2 separate regions of the Homo sapiens genome follow, and region 2 is linked to region 1. Evidence: read pairs that join two places in POLR2A ChIA-PET (ENCODE). Cell type or tissue: CD4-positive, alpha-beta T cell. All regions are shown on one strand. Each heading gives the region's core, and the rest is flanking DNA. Links, peaks and the distances in the headings are about the cores only. Region 1 holds the start of PRR7-AS1 (PRR7 antisense RNA 1). Region 2 holds the start of SLC34A1 (solute carrier family 34 member 1).

What was found. Peaks named below come from ENCODE experiments on the same cell type or tissue, not always from the same donor. Only the 100,000 strongest peaks of a DNase experiment are listed, where the experiment ranks them.
Region 2: POLR2A ChIA-PET joins it to region 1 with 6 read pairs; 30 of 35 experiments call an interaction of 5 or more read pairs at or near these places.

What each region holds. Positions count from the first base shown.
Region 1 is chr5:177,432,498-177,449,161 of GRCh38, forward strand. It overlaps GRK6 (G protein-coupled receptor kinase 6), which reads left to right. Exons shown (of 16, transcript NM_001004106.3): 5 at 209-309; 6 at 650-742; 7 at 850-913; 8 at 1,039-1,179; 9 at 1,417-1,607; 10 at 2,405-2,442; 11 at 2,535-2,624; 12 at 3,576-3,784; 13 at 3,896-4,033; 14 at 8,203-8,340; 15 at 8,422-8,556; 16 at 9,240-10,394. The coding sequence ends at 9,293. It overlaps PRR7-AS1 (PRR7 antisense RNA 1), which reads right to left and starts at 15,447. Exons shown (of 3, transcript NR_038916.1): 1 at 15,147-15,447; 2 at 7,417-7,534; 3 at 5,392-6,373. PRR7 (proline rich 7, synaptic) reads left to right here and starts at 14,317. Exons shown (of 4, transcript NM_030567.5): 1 at 14,317-14,463. RefSeq lists enhancers at 8,141-8,837, 14,974-15,602, 16,640-16,664 and a silencer at 13,942-15,031. In CD4-positive, alpha-beta T cell, for the core only: no CTCF peak of the experiment used is centred there; a DNase peak (open chromatin) is centred at 8,004; H3K27ac peaks cover 2,259 bases.
Region 2 is chr5:177,380,307-177,386,397 of GRCh38, forward strand. SLC34A1 (solute carrier family 34 member 1) reads left to right here and starts at 4,128. Exons shown (of 13, transcript NM_003052.5): 1 at 4,128-4,181; 2 at 5,389-5,544; 3 at 5,681-5,830; 4 at 5,915-6,043. The coding sequence starts at 5,436. In CD4-positive, alpha-beta T cell, for the core only: no CTCF peak of the experiment used is centred there; a DNase peak (open chromatin) is centred at 2,505.

The DNA of each region.
Region 1 (16,664 bases), core at 5,017-10,016:
GGGCTTGGGCCAGGCGGCCTCCCAGTGGCTCTGCTGCGCTCTGCCTCATGGGTGGGCAGCAGGAAGGACTTCAGCAACCAGGCTGGCTGGCACACCCTGGCCTGCAGCCTCTCATGGCACCAGCCCGAGTTGCCTGACCCCTCTCCCCTGGAAGTGGGCAGCCATCCAAGGGAGCCCCTGCACTGACCTGTCTGGGGCTTGTTCCCAGGGTCCTGACCTCATCCCTGAGGTCCCCCGGCAGCTGGTGACGAACTGCACCCAGCGGCTGGAGCAGGGTCCCTGCAAAGACCTTTTCCAGGAACTCACCCGGTAAGCCTGTCCCTGCCCACAAGCCTGGAATTATGCCCAGCGGAGGGGGCTTCTGGGGGCCAGGAAGACTGTGAACAGCTCGGTGGCTGGTGAGGGAGCTCAGCTGCCCAGCCCTGGCCTTGCCCCTGCTGTGTGACCTGAGCAGGCTGCCTCCCCTCTCAGTAGCACCCACAGCTTCAGCACAGGCTGTGTGTCTCCCCGCTCAGGGGTTAGCAGGAGGACTGGCCGACGACGATACCTGTGGGCTAAGCCTGTACAGAACGGGAGGCCTGGCCCAGCAAGCCAAGAGCCTGAGGTGTCAGGGGCTGGCGGGTGAGCTGGGCCTGCCTTTCCTCAACAGGCTGACCCACGAGTACCTGAGCGTGGCCCCTTTTGCCGACTACCTCGACAGCATCTACTTCAACCGTTTCCTGCAGTGGAAGTGGCTGGAAAGGTGAGCTCCCTGAAGGCTGGGCCGGGACAGGCCAGGTCGCCGGGGTTCTTCATAGGCCTTGGGCTCTCCTGCTCAGCCAGCGTTTGCTTCCCCACCCCTTGCCACAGGCAGCCAGTGACCAAAAACACCTTCAGGCAATACCGAGTCCTGGGCAAAGGTGGCTTTGGGGAGGTGAGTGGCCAGGCCAGAGCCCCTGGGAGAGTGAATAGGGTGGGTGTGTTGGGACCTGGACCACCCCCTGGATGCCCAGCAATGGCACAGCTGGCCCCCATTCGCCCCTGTCTGTCTGGCCACAGGTGTGCGCCTGCCAGGTGCGGGCCACAGGTAAGATGTATGCCTGCAAGAAGCTAGAGAAAAAGCGGATCAAGAAGCGGAAAGGGGAGGCCATGGCGCTGAACGAGAAGCAGATCCTGGAGAAAGTGAACAGTAGGTTTGTAGTAAGTACAGAAGGAGACTCTCCCTTCCCCTTGGCCACACTGGCGCACCGACCGTCCCCACCCCCCAGGCCCCACCCTCCCATGTGGGATGCCAGGAAGGGCGGGTTTGGGGTGTTGACACCAGGCTTGGGGAGCAGGCTGGGCCCAAGGAGTGGCACCGAGAAGGCTTTTTTGGGCAGCCCTGCCGCCAAGCGCCCCGCAGCTCCTGCCTGAGGGCTCGGGTCCCCTCGGCCACAGGTGAGCTTGGCCTACGCCTATGAGACCAAGGACGCGCTGTGCCTGGTGCTGACACTGATGAACGGGGGCGACCTCAAGTTCCACATCTACCACATGGGCCAGGCTGGCTTCCCCGAAGCGCGGGCCGTCTTCTACGCCGCCGAGATCTGCTGTGGCCTGGAGGACCTGCACCGGGAGCGCATCGTGTACAGGTGGGGAGGGCTCGGCCACCCCAGGGGCTTAGTCCTTCCCTGCCAGCGACTGCAGCTGGGCCTGGACGGGGGTGGCCAAGGCTGCCGATCAGGCCAGACTACAGAAGGACATTGGTTTGGGGGCTGTGGCACCGGCTTAACTCACACGCCAGGCCAACCTGAGTAGCCCAGACCTAGGCTTTGGGCTCTGCTGGACCCACGGGGTATCCTGACTTTGTCACCCCTCCACCCCCCACCGTGTGACCTTGGGCCAGGAGCTCCCTGCTCCCAACACTGCTTCCTTTTCTAGGAAGCAGAGACTATAATTCCTACTTCCCAGGTTGTTAGAAGTAGGCCCAACTTCCTACTGGAGGGGCCCAGTGAGCTAAGTACAGAGTGCCTGGCACATGGGGCTGGGTAAGAGAGAACCCTGGCTCTGATTGTTGCCGACTTCCTGTGAACCTCACAACAGCCTAGTCAGGGGACGGATGAGTAGTCCCATTTGATAGAGAGGAAAGGCAGAGTCAGTCACCAAGGGGTGGAGACTCCTTGGTCTCCACTGGGGAGGCCCCTCCGGGGTGGAGCTGTCTTCCACTCATCTAGAGAGTCCTGGGAGTCCTGGCTCTAGATCCTTCCTCTGCTCCCTTGAGTCCGGGCTGTTGCCAGGGAGAGCAGGGCTGTCTGTCGCCCTGGCAGCAAATGAGTCTCGCACCTTGCTCCACACCTGGCCCCCGGAGGCGAGTGAGCTGGGGGGGCTGGCCCCTTCTGACTCCCTGGCAAACTGAGCAGCATCTGACCCTGCTCTTCTCTCTGCACAGGGACCTGAAGCCCGAGAACATCTTGCTGGATGACCACGGTGTGTAAGGGTGCCTGGGGTGGGTCAGGGTGGGGTGAGATGCAGAGGCCTGGCCTGTTAACGGGTCCACCTGTTTCTCCACCCACACTCAGGCCACATCCGCATCTCTGACCTGGGACTAGCTGTGCATGTGCCCGAGGGCCAGACCATCAAAGGGCGTGTGGGCACCGTGGGTTACATGGGTGAGTCTTCTCTGCCCGGCCCACTAGCCTCCTGGGTTCCCTCACTATCCACCCACCCAGCCACACCCACTTCTGTCTGGGAGTCTTCTCTCAAAAGGGGCCTCAGTAGAAAGGGCCCATGCCGATGCTCCTCTTCTAGAGGTTAGGAGACCAAGACTCAGCCGGGGCCGCACACAGTTGTGAAGCCATGTCGTTCATTTGCTGAATACTTATTAAACCCTGCTATGGCTGAGCCTGCAGGTGGCTACCGGGGGATGGAGGAGAGAGACCCAAACCTGTTTCCGTGGCCCCAGTCCCTGCCCTCCCTGTGCCCATCTGTGAGGGAGGCCAGTGGAGGGGCCAACATGAGGCCCCACATTCCACCTGGAGACCGAGAGACGCAGGAGGCAGAGTCCTGGCTCTGCAGGCTCCGCCTCTTGCCGGTTGCGTGGCCTTGAACCAGACACTCCGCTGCTCCCGGCCTCACTCTGCTCCACTGGAAAACACTCATCATACCTGCCTCCCAGGGCTGCCTGGAAGATGAAAAGGGAGAGTTCAGGGAAAACTCCCCACAGGGCTGCCCTGGCAGGTAGGAGGTATTCAGAAAATAGGAGTTTCCTTCTTCTCGCTGATATTAAATCCAGAAGTTGCAAAATGGTAGCCACATGGGCCCAATTTGGCCTACATTTGTGTTTAAGTCAAACTGTTTTTAGTAAGCCAGATGGTTTCACATACAAAATACAGATTTCTGACTTCTTGTGTAAAATCTGAAGACCCGGGGACCCTGGGCGCGGCCTCCTGCAGGGCCGTATTCACCCCGCTTGATGGGGCCTGTGCTCTCCTACTGGCCAAGGTCCCCCCTGGCCAGCGGGTGTGAGTGTATCCCAGACCTAACGTGCACTGGCGTTCCTGGGGCCTGAGGGTCCACTGCCCGCCTCCTGCCCAGCCCTAACTCCCATGCCGCCCGCCCAGCTCCGGAGGTGGTGAAGAATGAACGGTACACGTTCAGCCCTGACTGGTGGGCGCTCGGCTGCCTCCTGTACGAGATGATCGCAGGCCAGTCGCCCTTCCAGCAGAGGAAGAAGAAGATCAAGCGGGAGGAGGTGGAGCGGCTGGTGAAGGAGGTCCCCGAGGAGTATTCCGAGCGCTTTTCCCCGCAGGCCCGCTCACTTTGCTCACAGGTACGGCAGCTCACAGAAGCCTGGCCAGCCAGGGCTGGGGTGGATGCACCTTTCCCTCCCTCCCACCCACTCACCTGCCTGGCCTGCCTGGCCGACTCACCCCTGCCACAGCTCCTCTGCAAGGACCCTGCCGAACGCCTGGGGTGTCGTGGGGGCAGTGCCCGCGAGGTGAAGGAGCACCCCCTCTTTAAGAAGCTGAACTTCAAGCGGCTGGGAGCTGGCATGCTGGAGCCGCCGTTCAAGCCTGACGTGAGTGCAGCCCACTCCTGCTGAGGGCGGGGCCCAGCCAGGGCTGGGGCTCAGGGGCTCTTGTAGTATCAGCCAGGATGCTTCCAGTGCAAGTGGCAGAAAAAACAATCTAGTGGCTTAGCCACAGAAATAAAGATAATTCACAAAAAGGAAAAGCCCCAGGATGGGTCTGGCTTGTGGCATGCCTGGATGGGGCTTGGAGCCTCTGACAATGTCCTAGGAACTCTCTCTCCTTCCCCTCACTGTACCGTTGAGTGTGTAGTCTTCATATTGGGGTAGCTCTCCCCATGGTGCGGCAGCAGTGGGCCCCAGCAGCTCAGCCACCACAGTAGACAGAGAGCTTCTCTTCTCTTTTCTCTTCTCCTCTCCTCTCCTTCCTTCCTTCGTTCTTTTTTCCCTTCTTTTTTCCTTTCTTTCCTTTCTTCCTTTTCTTTTCTTTTTGGAGACAGGGTCTTGCTCTGTCCCCGAGGCTGGAGTGCAGTGGTGAGATCTTGGCTCCCTGCAACCTCTGCCTCCCAGGTTCAAGCGATTCTCCTGCCTCAGCCTCCTGAGTAGCTGGGATTACAGGCGCCCACCACCATGCCCGGCTAATTTTTGTATTTTTAGTAGAGATGAGGTTTCACCATGTTGGCCAGGCTGGTCTTGAAATCCTGACCTCAGGTGATCCTCTTGCCTCGGCCTCCCAAAGTGCTGGGATTACAGGAGTGAGCCATCGCGCCTGCCCTTGCCCAATAATTTCAAAAGAAATCCTCATGGGGGAAAAGAAGTCCCAAAGCTGATGCCCATTGCCTCTCATTGCTCAGAGGCCCCTCACTGGCCACACCCAGATCATACACCCACCCGAACCTGCACCAATGGGGGAGCTCAGTTCCCCAGAGGAAAACTACAATGCAATTGCCAGCAGTGGGAGGGGCTGTTGGGCTGGCCATCCTTCTGTGGGTGGTCACTTTTCCTTATGGAGTCTCACCTGTTAACTGAGCATCTCAGTGGGCCAGGCACCCAGCAGGCAAGAGTATCCTCTAGTTGTCAGAGTCCGGGTGGCAGAAAACCAACCTAAACTCACTTAAGCTCACCGTGGAGTGTATTGGTTCATTTGGCCAGAAAGTCCCAAAGTAGGGCCAGCTCCAGGGTTTCCTGCTGTGTGCCACGATTCTCCAGCTCTTGCCTGGCCTTCAACCTGTTGACTCTTTCCCTCCCCCTGAATTAGGCTTCTCTGTGTGACAGTCATAGGGAAGGTTCTGATTGGCTAAGATGAGGTCATGTGCTTTCCCCTTCCCATGTCTATGAGGACTGGTCCTGTAATTAACGGTTCACCAGGAACACTGGAGAGGCCCGAAGGATGGGCAGGGCAGGCCAGGTTGATAGCTGTCAATGACACACACGTTTATTGATTCAGCAAATAGCTGAGTGCCCATTTATGCCAGACCCTGGAGATAATGAGGCCCACTGGAGCCAGTCCTGCCCTTACATTCTAGTGGGAGACACACCCAAACAAACCCGTAAGCCAGAAGGAATTCCAGGTAATGTTAAGTGTGACAAAGAAAACTAAAGCAAGCGGCTGGGTGCGGTGGCTCACGCTGTAATCCCAGCACTTTGGGAGGCTGAGGCAGGCGGATCACCTGAGGTTGGGAGTTCGAAGACCAGCCTGACCAACATGGAGAAACCCCATCTCTACTAAAAATACAAAATTAGCTGGGCATGGTGGCGCATGCCTGTAATCCCAGCTACTCGGCAGACTGAGGCAGGAGAATCGCTTGAACCCAAGAGGAGGAGGTTGCGGTGAGTTGAGATCGCGCATTGCACTCCAGCCTGGGCAACAAGAGTGAAACTTCATCTCAAAAAAAAAAGAAAACTAAAGCAAGCTACGAAGATGGCAGAGAATGATGGTGGGGGGAGCGCTTTTAGACACCGTGGTCTCTGGGGAGGTGATGCTGGTGCAGAAATGTAAAATATGTGAAGCGGAGAGCCATGCCAAGGTTTGGGGTGTGAGCATTCCAGGCAGAAGAAACAGCCGGGTATTGCAGTCCTGAGGCAGGGGCCAGCCCTGTGAGGTGGAGCAGCCGCGAGGACACCTGTGTGGCTGAGTGAGCCCGTGCAGGCAAAGAGGAGTGCCGGCAGGTTCTCAGCAAGATGGGACCGCTGGGGGACCCTGGGCAGGAATGTGAGGTGTGGGGAGTGGGCCATAGTGGGTGTGAGTGGAAGTGGGGAGGCCAGTGAGGGGGCTACTGCCCTGAGTGACTGCCTCACATGGGCCTCACTGGAACCGCTGGCCAGGCTGGTCTCGAACTCCTGACCTCAAGTAATCTGCTCGCCTTGGCCTCCATACCTCTTGGTCTATACCTAGAAGTAGAATTACCAGGTCATATGGTAACTATGTTTAACCTTTTGGGGAACTGCCAGACTGTTTTCCAAAGCAAAGGTGGGCCCTGTCAGAGGCACTTACTTGAACTAAGAGAGCCTGACTTTCATCAGCTCGCCCCTGAGGCTGGCACTGCCACTCAGTCTGTTCTGTTTCCTGTGTACATCATCTCATTTAACCTTGAAATAACTACACTGCCTCTGGATCTTCCATTCAAAGTCGGAGATAAAATCAGTGCCCTGGAGTTTAACTTTGTGGAAGCAGTAGATGAAAAAGCAAGCTTGATGATATTTTTTTAACAGCTCTATTGAGTTTAATTTATATGATTTATATACCATACAATTCACCCATTTAAAGTGTACAATTCGGCTGGGCGTGGTGGCTCATGCCTGTAATCCCAGCACTTTGGGAGGCCAAGGTGAGTGGATCACCTGAGGTCAGGAGTTCAAGACCAGCCTGGCCAACAAGGTGAAACCCCCGTCTCTACTAAAAATACAAAAATTAGCTGGACGTGGTGGCGCATGCCGGTAATCTCACCTACTTGGGAGGCTGAGGCAGGAGAATCGCTTGAACCTAGGAGGCGGAGGTTGCAGTGAGCTGAGATCACACCATTGCACTCCAGGCTGGGCAACAAGAGCAAAACTCCCATCTCAAAAAAAAAAAAAAAAAGTGCAATTCATTGGCTTTTTAATTATGCAGTCAGCACCACGATAAATTCTTGAGTGTGTTCATTACCTGCCCCACTCTGCAAAAAAAAAAAAAACCCATACCCTTAGCAGCCATTCCCCATGCTTCCCTCCCGCTGCTCCTAGCAATCACCAGTCTACTCTGTGTCTCTCTCTGTTTGCCTACTCTGGACATGTCATAGCTATGGCATCACATAGTATGTGATCCTCTGTGCCTGGCTTCTTTCACTTAGCATAGTATCTTCAAGGTTCATCCATGTTGTAGCATAGATCAGTGCTTCATACCTTTTTAAGGCTGAATAATATTCCATTGCATGGATAGACCACATTTTCCTTACCTGTTCGTCAGTTGGTAGACATTAAGATTGTTCCCACTTTTTGGCTGTTATTGCTGCTGTGAACATTCCTGTACAAGTTTTTGTGTGTGCAGATGCCGCCATTTCTCTTGGTCTATACCTAGGAGTAGAATTACTAGGTCATATGGTAATGATGTTTAAGCTTTTGGGGAACTGCCAGACTGTTTTCCAAAGCAGCTGTACCATTTTACATGACAATGATTTTAATTGACATCTTAATTGAAGGATTTAGAAAACAATGTTAAGATAAAAAAAGAAGGTGGCCGCCTGGAGCTGAGGTGGGCTCCCAGTGTGGGTCTGGGGAGGTGGAGCAGTGGGAGACCGTGCCAGTCCTCTGATTGGCTGGGAGAGAAGACGGCAAGTCCCAGGTCATCGCAGGGCGGGGAGCCAGGGAGTCACCAGCTCCAGGCTCTGCGTGGTGGTGCCCAGCGGAGGGGCCGGCTGAGATTCAGCCTGTACTCCCCGCCCCAACTGCATACCCAGGAAGCTGTGGGCAGGCGAAGGAGGTGCCTGGCATTGGCCTTTACACAGCCTCACAGTCATTGAGCAGTGAGGAATAACGTACGCAGTTCACAGAGGGGAAAACCAGGCTTCGGAGAGAAGGGCCTGCCCCACTTAGGAAGTGCGTGGGGCACCTGGTTTCTCCAAATCAGAGAGCTGCTGGTGTCAGGCAGCACTAGGCCAAGACCCGAGGCAGAATCAGGGCTGAGCTGCCTTCGCGTGTGCGTGTGTGTGTTTCCTATCTGACCGTTGCCTCTGTCCCACCAGCCCCAGGCCATTTACTGCAAGGATGTTCTGGACATTGAACAGTTCTCTACGGTCAAGGGCGTGGAGCTGGAGCCTACCGACCAGGACTTCTACCAGAAGTTTGCCACAGGCAGTGTGCCCATCCCCTGGCAGAACGAGGTGGGGGCCTGCCCTGCTGGTGGGGTGGGCTCCAGGAGGCTGCCCTGGGGACAGCTGTCACAGCCGCCTGCTCCTCAGCAGATGGTGGAGACCGAGTGCTTCCAAGAGCTGAATGTCTTTGGGCTGGATGGCTCAGTTCCCCCAGACCTGGACTGGAAGGGCCAGCCACCTGCACCTCCTAAAAAGGGACTGCTGCAGAGACTCTTCAGTCGCCAAGTAAGCCCCAGCAGCGGCCTACCTGGGCCCCTAACCTGGCTCCAGGGGACGGTGGGTGGGAGGCAGAGCCGGTGCCCGCATGCGCTGGGAGTGGGCGTCCTCCAGTCCTGTTGTGGTGCCCAGGGTCTCTGGCCTCATTCCCGCCTGTCCCCCACCCCTGGCTGGGCTCATGGCCTCTTTTCTCTTTCCAGAGGTGAGCAGTGTGGGCTCCCCGTGGGTTGGCCTTGCTGCCTGGCCTCGGGGAGCCACGGGCAGCCCTTCCATGGCAAAGGCAAGATGTGGGAGAAAGAAGTCTGGTGCCCGCCCCACTCCCCCTGCCCACTGCTTTGATCCCCTGCACCCTGGCCCCTTCGAGCTGCCAGCTTTGCTTCGCTTGTCTCCCCGTGCCCTGTCTCTGCCAGCCCCAGGGGAGAGGGCTGGGCAGAGGCCTTGCCCTGGCAGACCGTGGGATCTACCCAGCCCCCTTACTTCAGTCTGTTGCCGGCAGCCTCTGCAATGACGCCCACCCACGTGTGGCCTGAGCTGCTGCTCCAGGCTCCTTGTGGAGAGGCCCCTCCCCAGAGTGCACCCCTCAGGCAGCTCCTGGCCTGCCCTGGCAGGGTCGGCCCCATGTGACGTCCCTCGTGGTTAATGGCACCTGCTCTGCCTCTCTCCCTCCCTCCGTGTCTTCCCCGTCCCTCCAGGATTGCTGTGGAAACTGCAGCGACAGCGAGGAAGAGCTCCCCACCCGCCTCTAGCCCCCAGCCCGAGGCCCCCACCAGCAGTTGGCGGTAGCAGCTACTCCGAGCGCCGTTTACAGTTTTGCACAGTGATCTTCCCCATTGTCCACTCAAGTCGTGGCCTGGGGAACACAGACGGAGCTGTCCCCAGTGTCCTCCGTCCCTCAGCCCCTGGCCTGGCTGAGTTTGGCAGGGCCTGGGCCATCCCTGGGACAAAGGTGCGTCCCTTCAGCTCTTCTCCGTGGAGCTCGGGGCTTTCTGTATTTATGTATTTGTACGAATGTATATAGCGACCAGAGCATTCTTAATTCCCGCCGCAGACCTGGCGCCCCCGCCTTGGCTCCTGGGGGCAGCCAGCCCTGGCTGGGAGAGCGGGAGCTGGCAGAGGAGCCACTGCCAAACTCAAGGCTCCTCTGGCCCAGCTTGGATGGCTGAGGGTGGTCACACCCCTGAGCCTTCAGCACTGTGCTGGCCACCCCGGCCTCTGAGTAAGACTCGTGCCTCCCCCTGCTGCCCTGGGCTCAGGCTGCTACCCTCTGGGGCCCAAAGCTGTCCCTTCTCAGTGCTTGTCAGCGCTGGGTCTGGGGCCTCTGTATGCCCTAGGCCTGTGCCAAAGTGGCCAGAGATTGGGCTGCCTGTGATACCCATCAGCCCACTGCCCCGGCCGGCCCAGATAGGTCTGCCTCTGCCTTCCAGCTCCCACAGCCTGGTCCCTGATACTGGGCTCTGTCCTGCAGACACCTCTTTCAGAAACGCCCAAGCCCAGCCCCTAGGAGGGGGTGGGGCATCCCTGGTCAACCCTCAAACATTCCGGACTCCCCTCATAACAATAGACACATGTGCCCAGCAATAATCCGCCCCTTCCTGTGTGCGCCTGTGGGGTGCGTGCGCGCGCGTGTGTACCTGTGTGGGTGAAGGGGATAGGGCGAGGCTGTGCCTGTGCCCCAGGTCCCAGCCCTGGCCCTTCCCAGACTGTGATGGCCATCCTGGTCCCAGTGTTAGGGTAGCATGGGATTACAGGGCCCTGTTTTTTCCATATTTAAAGCCAATTTTTATTACTCGTTTTGTCCAACGTAAGCTGCCACATGTCTCTGTGTGAATAGTCCGAGCACAAACCTGGCTAGCCGCCCCTGCCTGCCTCTTTCTTGCTTCCGGTGCTCCAGGGGTCTTCCTGCTCCCCTGGCCCAGCTGGAAGCGGGAAGGGATTGGAGGTGGGCCTGGAGGGAAGCAGGGTGTGCCCTTCCGAGGCCCAGGAGCCCCCAGGGCTGACTCTGAACTAGCCTCTCCAGACAGCCAGGCTTTGGTAGCCTTTGGGCTCACCCAGTGGGTTTCCCAACTTCCTAAATGGGATGGGGCCTAAGGAAAGAAGCCTTGGGTACCCACTGGGATGTGGGTCTGTTTCTGACTGCTGGTAAGGCGGGCCCCGTTGGTGTCCTCCCCTCCAAGGCTAAGGTGGCCTGGCTGCCTAAATGTGGACGTAAGAGTAGGGTGGGAGCTGTGTAAGGAATGTCTGCCCCAGGCCTGCGTTACCTGGACGCCAGCCATGTACGGGCCCCGGGCTGAGGCACGTGCATCATATCCACCCCTCTGTTTTGCCCTTGACACATTATGGGCAAAGACCTAGACAGTGGGTGACGCTGGCAGATAGGCTGTGGCCAGTGTGGGAGAGTTCTCTGAAGACGGTGGTTGAGCCGGCCTCGAAGTGGACATTCACCTGGGAGGAAGGGGGACTGGGAGGCACTCAAGGGGAGCTTCCTGCCTGGGCTCTGGGGCTGAGAGCTTGTTGCCTACCAGTCTGTCCCAGATCTGGCAACCCCATCACTGCTCTATAGACTCCCAGTGTCCCCAGCTCCCTGAGAATGCCCCGTAAGCCCCATCAAGCTTGTTCCTGGCCTCTGGACTGGGCACCCAGTGCTGCAGGAGCCATGTGAGCTTTGTAGCTGACAGTTCCAGGTTCAAGCCCCAGCCTGGCCACTTTTCAAGTTGGCCCTGCACAGGCGCTTCCCTGATATGGAAAGGTAGGTGTAAGACCCATCACCTTTCTGGGCAGCTGTGAGAATCCACCAAAGCAGCCAGCCAGCCCCTTGAGTTCCCAAGCCACCGCAGGACTCCCACCTGCTGGGGAGTGGTGCTGAGTACCAAACTAACCACCTGGCTTAAGCACAGCCAGAAGGTGCCAAGCCAGCAGCCTGGCAGAAGGGGCCTTTTGTGGCCCCACTCATGACATGTGGAGTGCCTGCTGCTTCCCACCAACCTAAGGGAAGTAAGGGGAGTGGGGACCTGCTCAAGGTCTTCCAACTGGTTAAGTGGCCATTGCAGGGTGGGGAGGAAACCAGGTAATGATGGGAAAGCTGGATCCTACCCATGTATCATGAGAAAGGAGCCTGGGGTGGGTTTGCCCCTCTGCCCCAGGCTGTTATGAGGTGGGAGTGGGGGATTTTTAGGTAGGTGTTAGCATGTCATACCAAAGCCCAGCCCTGGGCAGGTATGCAAGAGAGCGCGTGCCAGGTGGATGTGCAGGACCCTGAGGCACTCTGCCTGCACCTGGATCAGGACACCCTGGCCAGCTCCCCCTTGGGCTAGGGAGGCATCCAGGGAACTTCTTGGCTAGGGTTAAACTCACCTTAAAGCTCTTAACACAGTGGGTCCTTGGCAGAGGGAACTCCCAGAATTCATTTCCCAAGAAGCTTCCCTGAGCTGTCCTCCATGCCCAGCTCTATGGTGGGAACTGGGACCCAGATGGAGACGAGGCCCCTGGCAGCTTGGAGCTCAGTCTGGTAGGGAGGCAGACGTGGGAACAGCGGGACCCAGTGTGATCAGCACTGTGGAAGAGAGGATTCTAGAGCTGACAGGGTTGGGGGTGGGGCAGCACCAAACAGGGAGGCCCCTTGACCCTGAAGGTGTCAGAATTGGTGCCCTCCAGGACACAGGGTCAGATGTACCCAAGTAGAGGAGCCAGATGGATGGTCTAGGGCTTTAGTGGTTTAGGATGGCTGAGCATGGGAGGCCAGGGGTGGAAGCAAGGAATGGCTGGAGCTGAAGTCAGTGAGACACAGCCAGCTTTGAAAGCTAGATTAAGGATCACAGGGTTAAGGCCCAGATGGGGCCTCATCTGGAAGGTAGGGGATTCCCTGAAGGGTTTTTACTGGTTGTGTTGGGGTGTTTGCTCCAGCATGTACAAAAGCACCCCCAGTCTCTGTCCATGTGGTTTAGACGGGGCTGGGCTTGCACCCCCTGCACACGCATACTCCACACACATACCTAGAGTGAGAGAGCCAGGTGGGAATGTTGCAAGTGACAGAACTGTCCTCCCGCTAACTTAGAAGGTGTTCCAAGGATATGGAGGAGCTTCGGGGTCTTAGTTGTGGGCTCCATTCTCATCAGGAGACACCCACCAGAACCAAGATGATAGAGCCATTTGGTTTTGCCTCTTTGAGCCCAGTTGCAAACTCAAGGAGTCTGAGTGGCCAGGCTGGATACCTGCCTGCTGTGCACTGTCAGGGAGCAGGGCACTTGGGTTCACAGTTTCACCAGGATGGCACCCGTGGGGCAGTGATTCCCCCATTGAAATCAGGGTGCCTGTATACAAAGAAAAGGGAGCGGGTACTGGGAGGCCATTCCCTTTGCATAAGGAGCACATATCCTCTCCCTTAACACACAGGCACTTAGATTGGTTCACTGATAGAGACTCAGCCCAAATGAGTCCAAAAAGAATCATTCATGGAGTTGTTTGCTTGTATTTTGCTCAAATGATGGGGAAGGAATTGGGGTTCCGTTTTCCTCCAGGGATAGATGGCAGGATATGAGCCTAGGGCTGTTGGGGTTGTCCTCGCTACTTCTTGGGGTGAGCTTGCCTGAGAGTGATGCAAACAGAAGCAGATACGTGCCTGACACCATTGCGGGAACACCTGGAAGCAACTGTGACCAAAGCTAGAATCTACCCTGGGACTTGCCAGTTGCATGAACCAGTCCCCTTTGAGCTCAAAGCTTTTTCTTTTCTTTCTCTTTTTCTTTCTTTTCTTTCTTTCCTTTCTTCTTTCTTTCTCTTTTATTTTTCTTTCTTTCTGTCCTTTCTCTTTCTTCTTTCTCTTTTTTTTTTTGAGACAGGGTCTCACCCCCTCCCTTAGGCTGGAGTGCGGTGGCGTGATCTCGGCTCACTGCAACCTCTGCCTCCCGGATTCAAGCGATTCTCCACAGGCGTGCAGATTTTTTTTTTTTTTTGGTAGAGACGGGGTACAGCTCAAACCTATTTGTTTGGGAGTTCTGTCACTTCAACCCCAAATGTTCCAGCTAATATGGTGGTGGAGGGGTTTTTGGCAAATCATCTTAAGTGCAGTAGAGAAGTTGGACGAAAAACAGCCCAGTTAAGAGGCCGATGGACAGCCAACTTCAGAGTGGCCTCTGCAAGCTTGGACCTCGGGGTAGACAGTGGGGCGCTCTCTAGGGGTCATCTGTTCCCTGCTGGGGTAGGGGGGAGGCATGTCCACGGAGGCCAGGGCTGTGGGTTCGGCACTAGGTCCTCCTCCCCGTGGCTTCCTAGTAGGCATGTGGTGGTGTACGCCTGCTGGGCACCTAGCGAGAGGGGTCGTGAGTTGGGAGGGAGCCACGTTGGGGTGCCTGCCTGCTCGGGGGCCCCTGCCCACTGCGTGTGCGCAGCGCCTGTCAGGATGTGACGGGGACCTGGACATGTGTGTGCTCTCCGAGCTGAGCTGTGTGCGCGTCCGGGTTCTCGACCTCAGCTGCCTGGCTGTGCATCCAGCGTGCACGACCGGTGTGGCCTGGGCTCCAGCCTGGAGTGTGGACCGGGTCGGCCGGCGTGTGCCTCCCCTGTGAGGGTGCCCTGGCGGGTGTGAGCCCGGCGGGCTGGAGAACCGGGTCTCGGCGCCGCAGGTGGGTGACCGTCCTCCCCCTCCTTCCCTCCGGGGGCAGCCTCCTCGCGGCGTGTGGCTGGGGGTGCGGGGCCCTCTGCCGGCTGCCGCGCGCGCGCACGCCGGGCTCAGCACCCGCCGTGTACGCGCCCGTGCGCGCGCCCCGCGCCTCCAGCCCAGCGCTCGGAGCCGCTTTCGCTGCCACTGTCTGCTCCCCCGGGCCGCCGCCGCCTCCCCCCGCAGGCCCGGGGCTCTGTCCGCTGGGCCCGCGCTGCTCGCCCCGAGCCAGGAGAACGAGCTCGAGGAGGATGCCTGGGCCCGTGAGTACCGCGGCGGCTGCGGGCCGGGCGGGCACGGAGCGCGGGCGGAAGATGGTCCCAGGACTGAGCCCTTCCCCGCGGGCGGCTCAGCGCCCTGGCCCCGGGTCGCCGCCCCGGTCCCCCGCCCGGGCCGCGAGCAGCCCCTCCCCCAGTCCACACCGGAGGGAGGGAGAGCGCCAGTGAGCGAGGGAGCCGGAACGGGGCGCGAGCCGCCACCAGTTCGCTTGGAAACGGTTGCCACAGCAACGGGGTTGCGCTCCCCGGCAACACGACTGCGGGGCGGCGACGCCCCCTCCCCCTCCCTCCCCCCTCCCCCGACGCGGGCCCACAGCCCGGGGGTGCAGGGGGAGAGGGGTGCGCGGCGGGGGCATGTCGCCCCTCTGGCCCGGCTGGGTGTGCCTGCCTCCACAGCCCGTCGAGGGTGGGGGTGGGGGCGAACGGCCGTGGGCACGAGCTGGCTCCCACGTGGCTGCAGTCGTCGCAGCAGGGCTCCTGGGGTGGCTGCAAACGTGGGGGCGGCCCAGCCCCTGGGCTTGTCACGGGAGGAGGAGGCATGGAGGCTGGCGCTGGGGTCTTTGCCCATAGACCCCCCACCCACCCACCCACCGCCGCCACCACCTAATCGCGCCGGCCCTGGACATGGCCTGAGCCGAGCTGGGTTCCCCAGGGGCGACGTTTCTTACCAGGGTAGAGGAGCGAAGCTTGCATCCCTCCTCCTCCTCACGGCCGAGGCACGTGCCAAACCGGGCATGGGCCCGCGGTGAGTCTCTGCTCCGTGTTCCTAGCCACCATTCTCCAGGGAGGGGTGGAAGCAGAGTGGGCAGGAGCAGAGGAAAGGATATTGCTGACCCAGGGAAGCTGAAGCCCAGGCCAAATGGGAGCGACCCAGCCCATTGTCTGGATCACAAGTGCCCCTTTCTTGTCTGAGCACAATGCCCCAACTGTACTGAGTAGCATGCAGGTTGGCCGGCAGGGAGGCACGCGCCACATGGAGGTGCCTGGTCCGCCAGGGGAGCTCCTCTGGGAGGAGAATGGCCTCTGACTCAGAGGAAATGACCTCTGGCTCCCCTCCCAACCTCCCCTCAGCGGGCATCATGCTGGAGAGAGAAATGGCCCTCCTGCCAGCTCTCCCAGGCCTGACTCAGCAGATGCCAGCCCCGACCGCGGGCTTCAGATCCAGGATCCCAGCGACCACAACCGTCCTTGGGTTTCCTTTCCCATCCGGGGAGGCATCCTAGAGGTGACTGGCATCTGGGGCATTGGAGGCCTTGGCATAAGATGCCCTTAGATGGGTGGTGCCCTGGAGGTCAGGCCTGAGTCTCCTGCAGGCAGGGGCGCCTGGGGAATTACTCACGGGTGCCTTTCATTCCCTTCCTGCTCTGTGAGACCTGTGTTGAGTGCTCTGCATCCATTATCTCCTAATTTTTTTTTACAACAGTTGCGCAAGGTAAGTTTATTATCCCCATTTTAGAGATGAAGACTCTAAAGGGAGGCTCAGGGAGGTGAGTGACTTGCCCAAGGTCACACTACCAGTAAGTGGCAGAGCTGAGTCTACACTGCAGGCTTCTCTGGGGGCAAAGCTCCTCTCTGCCTGCTAGCTAACTTCTCTTGTAACCCAGGAGAAGAACTGTAGAGCCTTCTTCCTTCACTTTCCTCCAGTGAGGACATTCCCTGTCTTTCGGGTCTTGGTACATTTTTCCTTCTTCCAGCTAAATCAGCCACATTCTTGCTCCCCCAGATGCATTATAGGATGGGGCCAGCTTTCTCCCTCCCTTCTTCACTTCCTCCCTCCCTCCATTTTCTCCGGTGAGACCAAGCAGCAAAGGGCTGCCTCAGTCCCCTGGGAAAACCCCAAGCCCTGGTCCTCGGCTCATGGGCTCCATGGCCTGCTCAGCTTGCAGTCTTGGCTGTGGGAGAGAAAATTTAGCAAAGATGGGTCCATGCACTGCTGCAGCCTGTGGGTGCTCAGTCTAGCTCCAGGCATTGGAAACCCACATGCTTCCAAGGATCAGGGGGGAAATGGAATGAGTGAGGCGGGCCAGGGAGCCGCTCAGCTCCAATCTTTGTCACTGTGTGAAATGTGGACTTGGTATGACCTGACTGTCCAATTTTCAAGATGAACCAGAAATCCAGACCTTTATATAAAATCTCCTGGATTTTTAAATGTTGGCAATTAATCAGAATGTTTTTAAAAATGGATT
Region 2 (6,091 bases), core at 55-5,054, 57 kb before region 1:
TGTCTCTTTTTTTCTCTTCCTTCCTTCTTTCCTTCCTTCCTTTCTTCTTTCTCTCTCTCACTCTTTTTTTTTTGATGGAGTTTCACTCTTGTCACCCAGGCTGGAGTGCAGTGGCATCATCTTGGCTCACTGCAACCTTCACCTCCTGAGTTCAAGCAATTCTCTTGCCTCAGTCTCCCAAGTAGCTGGGATTACAGGTGCGCGGCACCACGCCTGGCTAATGTTTGTATTTTTAGTAGAGACGGGGTTTCACCATGTTGGCCAGGCTGGTCTCGAACTCCTGACCTCAGGTGATCTGCCTGCCTTAGCCTCCCAAAGTGCTGGGATTACAGGCGTGAGCCACCGCACCCAGCCTCTTTTATTTATTTATTTATTTATTTATTTATTTATTTATGTTTTTGACACAGGGTCTCGCTCCGTCACCCAGGCTGGAGGGCAATGGTGCAATCACAGCTCACTGTAGCCTTGCCTTCCCAGATTTCAGCAATCCTCCCACCTCAGCCTCCCCAGCTACAGATGCGTGCCACCACACCTGGCTAATTATTTATTAATTTTTTTAGAGGCAGTGTCTTGCTATGTTGCCCAGGCTGGTCTTGGACTCCTGGGCTCAAGTGACCCTCCCACCTCAGCCTCCAAGTGCTGGGATTACAGGCCTGAGATTTGGAGGGGATGCGCCCCGACGTGTGCAGTGCACACTCATGACTGTGTGCATGGCAGTTGTGCTGGTGTGAATGCCGGCATAAGATGCTCAAGGGTTCTTCTTCCCTTGACCATCTTCAACTTTAGGTCCTGCGGAAAACCCACATGCAGCAAACTGTGCATTTAAGGAGCACATGGCTCTGAAGAATTGCAGAAACGGCTGGTTGTGCCAGCCTCCACAGCTTGCTCAGTTCCTGGATGTGCACATTTGTTCTTGGGATCGTTCTCTCTCTCTCCGTTCAGCAGTGATGCCTCTCCCGGAGAAATGGTTTTCACTGGTGTGATGAAATTTAATATATGTCAGCGTCTCATATTCACGCTGGCGATGCTGTCTCTGCTCCCCCGCCTCCCGCTCCTTCCCACACCATCACAAGCTGACTCCTCCCCCAACATGCCCTCCCAGGTGGCTGACAGCCCTTGGTTGTTAAAGCCTCTCTGTTCTCAGATTACTTGACATCTTAGCAGCACTTGACCCAGCCAACCAGGGTGTCTCTCTCAAAATGTGGTCCAGCCTGGCTTCTGAGGTGGCTTCCTCCTGGTCCGTGGCTGCTCCTCTCAGTCTCCCTTAAATGTGGGTGCTGGCCAGGTGCCGTGGCTCACGCCTGTAATCCCAGCACGTTAGGAGGCTGAGGCGGGTGGATCACAAGGTCAGGAGATCGAGACCATCCTGGCCAACATCGTGAAACCCTGTCTCTACTAAAAATACAAAAATTAGCTGGGCGTGGTGGCGGGTGCCTGTAGTCCCAGCTACTCAGAAGGCTGAACCAGGAGAATCGCTTGAACCTGGGAGACAGAGGTTTCAGTAAGCTGAGATCGCGCCACTGCACTCCAGCCTGGGCGACAGAGCGAGACTCTGTCTCAAAAAAAAAAAAAGTGGGTGCTCCTCTGGGCTTGGCCCTGGCCCCTTCTCTCCTCCTGTACATGTCCTCCCTGGGGTACAGTTTCTCAGGCACGGGTTAAGGCTGGCAAAGCAGGTAGGAAGCCAAGTCACCCTGGTCCTTCCAGGCTACTATAGGATCCTGGGCTTTATGCTAAGTGGTTAGCAGGGGCAGGTTTCGAAAGGAAGAGGAGGTGACATGATTAACTTGGCCTTTTTTTTTTTTTCTTTTTGAGACAGAGTTTTGCTCTTGTTGCCCAGGCTGGAGTGCAATGTGCGATCTCGGCTCACTGCAACCTCTGCCTCCTGAGTTCAAGTGATTCTCCTGCCTCAGCCTCCCGAGTAACTGGGATTACGGGTGCCCGCCACCACGCCCCGCTAATTTTTTTGTATTTTTAGTAGACATGGGGTTTCACCATGTTGGCCAGGCTGGTCTCGAACTCCTGACCTCAGGTGATCCACCTGCCTTGGCCTCCCAAAGTGCTGGGATTACAGGCGTGAGCCACCGCGCCCGGCCTAGTTTGGCATTTTGAAAAGATTGCTGTCTGCTGCTTTGGAGCATGGATCAGGGGCAGCAAGGGCAGAAATGGACAGAGCACTTGGGAAGTGACCGCAATGACCCAGGGGAGATGACAGGCCCAGTCCAGGGAGGTGGCCACAGAGATGGCTAACAGCAAAAGATCAGGGAGCTCCTGGAGCAATAAAATTGGGAGAATTGAGGACTGAGTTGGAAACGAGGAAGTGGAGGGGAAGGAAACAGCAAGGATGTCTGCTTGGTGCCCGACCCAGATGGATGGACGGTGTGCCGCTCACCAAGATCAGGAAGAAGGAGGAGGCCCAGGTTTGGGGTGAGAAGCACAGTGCGTGCTTCTGGCTTGCAGAGCCAACTGCTCGTGCCAGAGGCCGCTCAGAAAGCCTGAGCAGACGGAGCTTGGCACCTTCCCTCCAAAACAGCTCCTCCTGCTGGGTTCCTTTCTCAACGCGAGACACCCCCAACCAGGCAGGCTCTCAGCCCAGAAAAGGTCTGGGGAGGCCATGGCCAGAGCCCAGGTGCACAGACAAGGTGGGACTCACCACCCAGGGGGACACACAGACTCTGTCACTGGCCAGGGAGGAGGCAGGCAGTAGGCAGGGAGGTGCTGAAATGGCAGAGAGGCTGGCAAGAGATACGTTGGTGCTGGAATGGAGCTGCCTTCTCTGCTGCTTGTATGAGTCCCAACAGCAGCTCTGGTCAGATCCAGCATTTTCTCACTTTCACTAGGGCTGTAGCCCCAAAATAAATCTTTAGAAGTGGTGGCTGTGTAAATCAGCAGCATTTTGGAATTATATCTCTTGATGGATTTGATCGATAGCTAACTGCCTCCCCCACTAAACCCAGAGCTCCGTGACAGCAGGGAAGGCAAACTTCAAAAATATCAAAAAGCACAACCTTATTAAAAAGGAGAAACACCCCCAGTTCACCAGGAGCACCTTGGATTCAGCTGCTCCTGCCAAGGGTCTGAACTGCACGGGGGAATGGAGAGAAACAGGTCACGTGGGCCGGGGTCTCTGGGCCCGCTGTGGGGGTGTCAGTTTGCTCATAGGTGGAGACACTCGATGTGACATTAACAGCACCTTCAAGCCCAAGGACCCAGAGATTCTGACACAAGAACTGAGAACTGATTGCATTTCCGTGACTCAGCGACACCCTCCTACCTGGGCATGAACCCAGCCCTAGCCAAAGATCCAGAGACCCGACTCCCATCTATTTCCTTTTCCTCTCTCCCTCCCCGTCACCAATTCTACTGGTCAGATGTCCCTGGGATGCACCTGTCCTCCCCAGCCCCTCCGTTCCCATCGGAGTTCAGGCCTCATCATCTCCTGCCTGGACCATTAGCCTCTTAACTGGCCCCTCCGCTTCCAGGCTCCCTTCCATATATCCGGGTTCCACCCCGGGGGCCATTCTAAAAGGCAGATCAGGCCCATCCCAGTCTGGCCAGCGGCTCCACATTCACTCAGACTCACATCCTGGACCCATGGTCGGGCATTAGAGACCTGCCACGATTCAACATTCCACGGCCTTTCCAGCTTAGGTCCTCATCTCACACTCCCTCTCCTCTGAGCTCCCCCTGGGAGACTTACAGACACCCCGACGCTTGGCAAGGCCATAGGATGTTTTTGTTTGGTTTGGTTTGGTTTTTCTGAGACAGTCTCACTCTGTCACCCAGGCTGGAGTGCAGTGGCACGATCTTGGCTCACTGCAACCTCCGAAGGCCATAGGATGTTTGGGTCATTCCCTGGGGAGTCCTGTCAGGCCAGGAACGAGGGGACCCTGGGAACAAGGTGCTGAGTGGCATCAGGGTCTCTGCCTGCAGGCGGGGGATGTGTCTGGGTCGTGGTTGATGGGAAGAACCTGACCATAGATTCCCCATGCAGAGCTGACGATTAGCAATTAACTGGGAGGAATCTCAGGGGTGAGGTTAATTGGGGGACAGAGGGAGGGCAGCTAGGGTTCCAGGGACTTTGCCCTTGACCCAAGAGTATAAAGAGGAGGGTCTCAGTTCTCCTCAGGGTCCTGGAGGCTTCATTGAGCTGCTGAGCAGAAGCTGAAACACAGAATTCTAAGGTGAGCCCAGGACCCTCACATCCCAACCCCACCCCCAGCTCTGAGTAGGAAACAGCCCAGCACCCCAGCCCCTTCATCTGTGTCCTATCTGCGCCCACCCCCACCGCGCCCCATATAACATGTCAGTCCAGCCAATCGCGGTGGCTCCCACCTGTAATCCCAGCACTTTGGGAAGCCGAGTGGGCGGATCACCTGAGGTCGAGTTTGCACTAAAAATACAAAAAATTAGCCAGGTGTGGTGGCAGGCACCTGTAATCCCAGCTACTTGGGAGGCTGAGGCAGGAGAATCGCTTGAACCCACGAGGCAGAGGTTGCAGTGAGCCAAGATTGTGCCACTGCACTCCAGCCTGGGCGGTAAGAGTGAAACTCCATCTCAAAAAAAAAAAAAAAAAGGACTCCTGCTCCTTCAGGACTTGAATTCAACTCTTCACACCCCTACAACAGCCAAGGACGCTGGGACAATGCGGGGAGTGCTGAGGCAGATCAGGGCACTCCACCCCAATAGCCAAGACTCCTGGGGCAGTGCGGGGACAAGGGGGGGCTGAGGCAAGCCTGTCAGTGTTTGTTCATTGCCCCTTGAGGGGGTGGATGGGGAAAGGAATTCATTGTGAGGGGAACCCAGGAACTCGGGATCCGGCCCAGGGGATCTCCGTGTGTGCCCAGCTGACCCCATGAGAAGGCAGGTGTCTGCAGCTCCTCCTTGCTCTCCAGGTGGGCAAAACTGAAGCCCGGCCCAGCCCCAGCCCACACCTGCAGCCACTGCCAACACCACGTATTCCCTGGCCCCCTCCAGCCCCAAACAGGCTGGGCGTCCTCAGTTCTCAGTGTCTTTTATCAATGCTATATCCAAGCCTCTGGTTCGGAGCCTGGGCTAGAGCTCAATAATACTCATTGAATGAGTGAATGGTGAATGAATGATCACCTCACCACCACCACACACACCCCTCCGAGACTCACATGCAGGTGCCCAGCACAGATGTGCACATGTGAGTCTGCATGTGAGTCTCGGAGGGCTGTGGTGGTGATGATGGAGGGTGTGGTTTGCTGGGTGTGTGTTTGTGCGTGTGAGTCTCGGAGGGGTGTGTGTGTGTGGTGAGGATGGAGGGTGTGCTTTGCTAGGTGTGTATTTGGAATCATGCGCCATGGGGGTTTGTGCAGGTGAGGGTGTGTGGGCATGAGTGTCCCGGACACAGCTATTGTCATTCAGCGTTGCTGAGACCCACTGACCTGCAGACCTCATAGTGGGTGCCCAGGATGTTGTCCTACGGAGAGAGGCTGGGGTCCCCTGCTGTCTCCCCACTCCCAGTCCGTGGGGGGCATGTGATGCGAGGGACGGCCTTTGCCTACGTGCCCAGCCCTCAGGGTAAGTGCTGCTCCCACACCCTGGACCCTGGTTGCCCACGGTTGCCCACATCCCGGATGAGGCCACTTCCCCCGCCTGTTCCTCCCCGCCTCCCCACTTTGGGGCCCTGGGGCTCCTGACCAGGCTCCCTCCCTAGTCCTACACAGGATCCCGGGGACCTCTGCCTATGCCTTCCCCAGCCTGGGCCCTGTGGCCCTTGCTGAGCACACCTGCCCCTGTGGGGAGGTCCTGGAGCGCCATGAACCACTGCCTGCCAAGCTGGCCCTGGAGGAGGAGCAGAAGCCAGGTGGGCCTGGGCTGGGGGTGGCAGAGGCGGCAGCAGTCCCTGCCCTGGCCTCTGCCCACTATGCTCATGGCTTCCCCCATCCAGAGTCCAGGCTGGTCCCCAAGCTGCGCCAGGCTGGCGCCATGCTGCTCAAGGTGCCACTGATGCTCACCTTCCTCTACCTCTTCGTCTGCTCCCTGGACATGCTCAGCTCGGCCTTCCAGCTGGCTGGAGGTAGGGCCCGGGTGGAGGAGACCTGGGAGGGGTTCCTGAAGGGCCTTG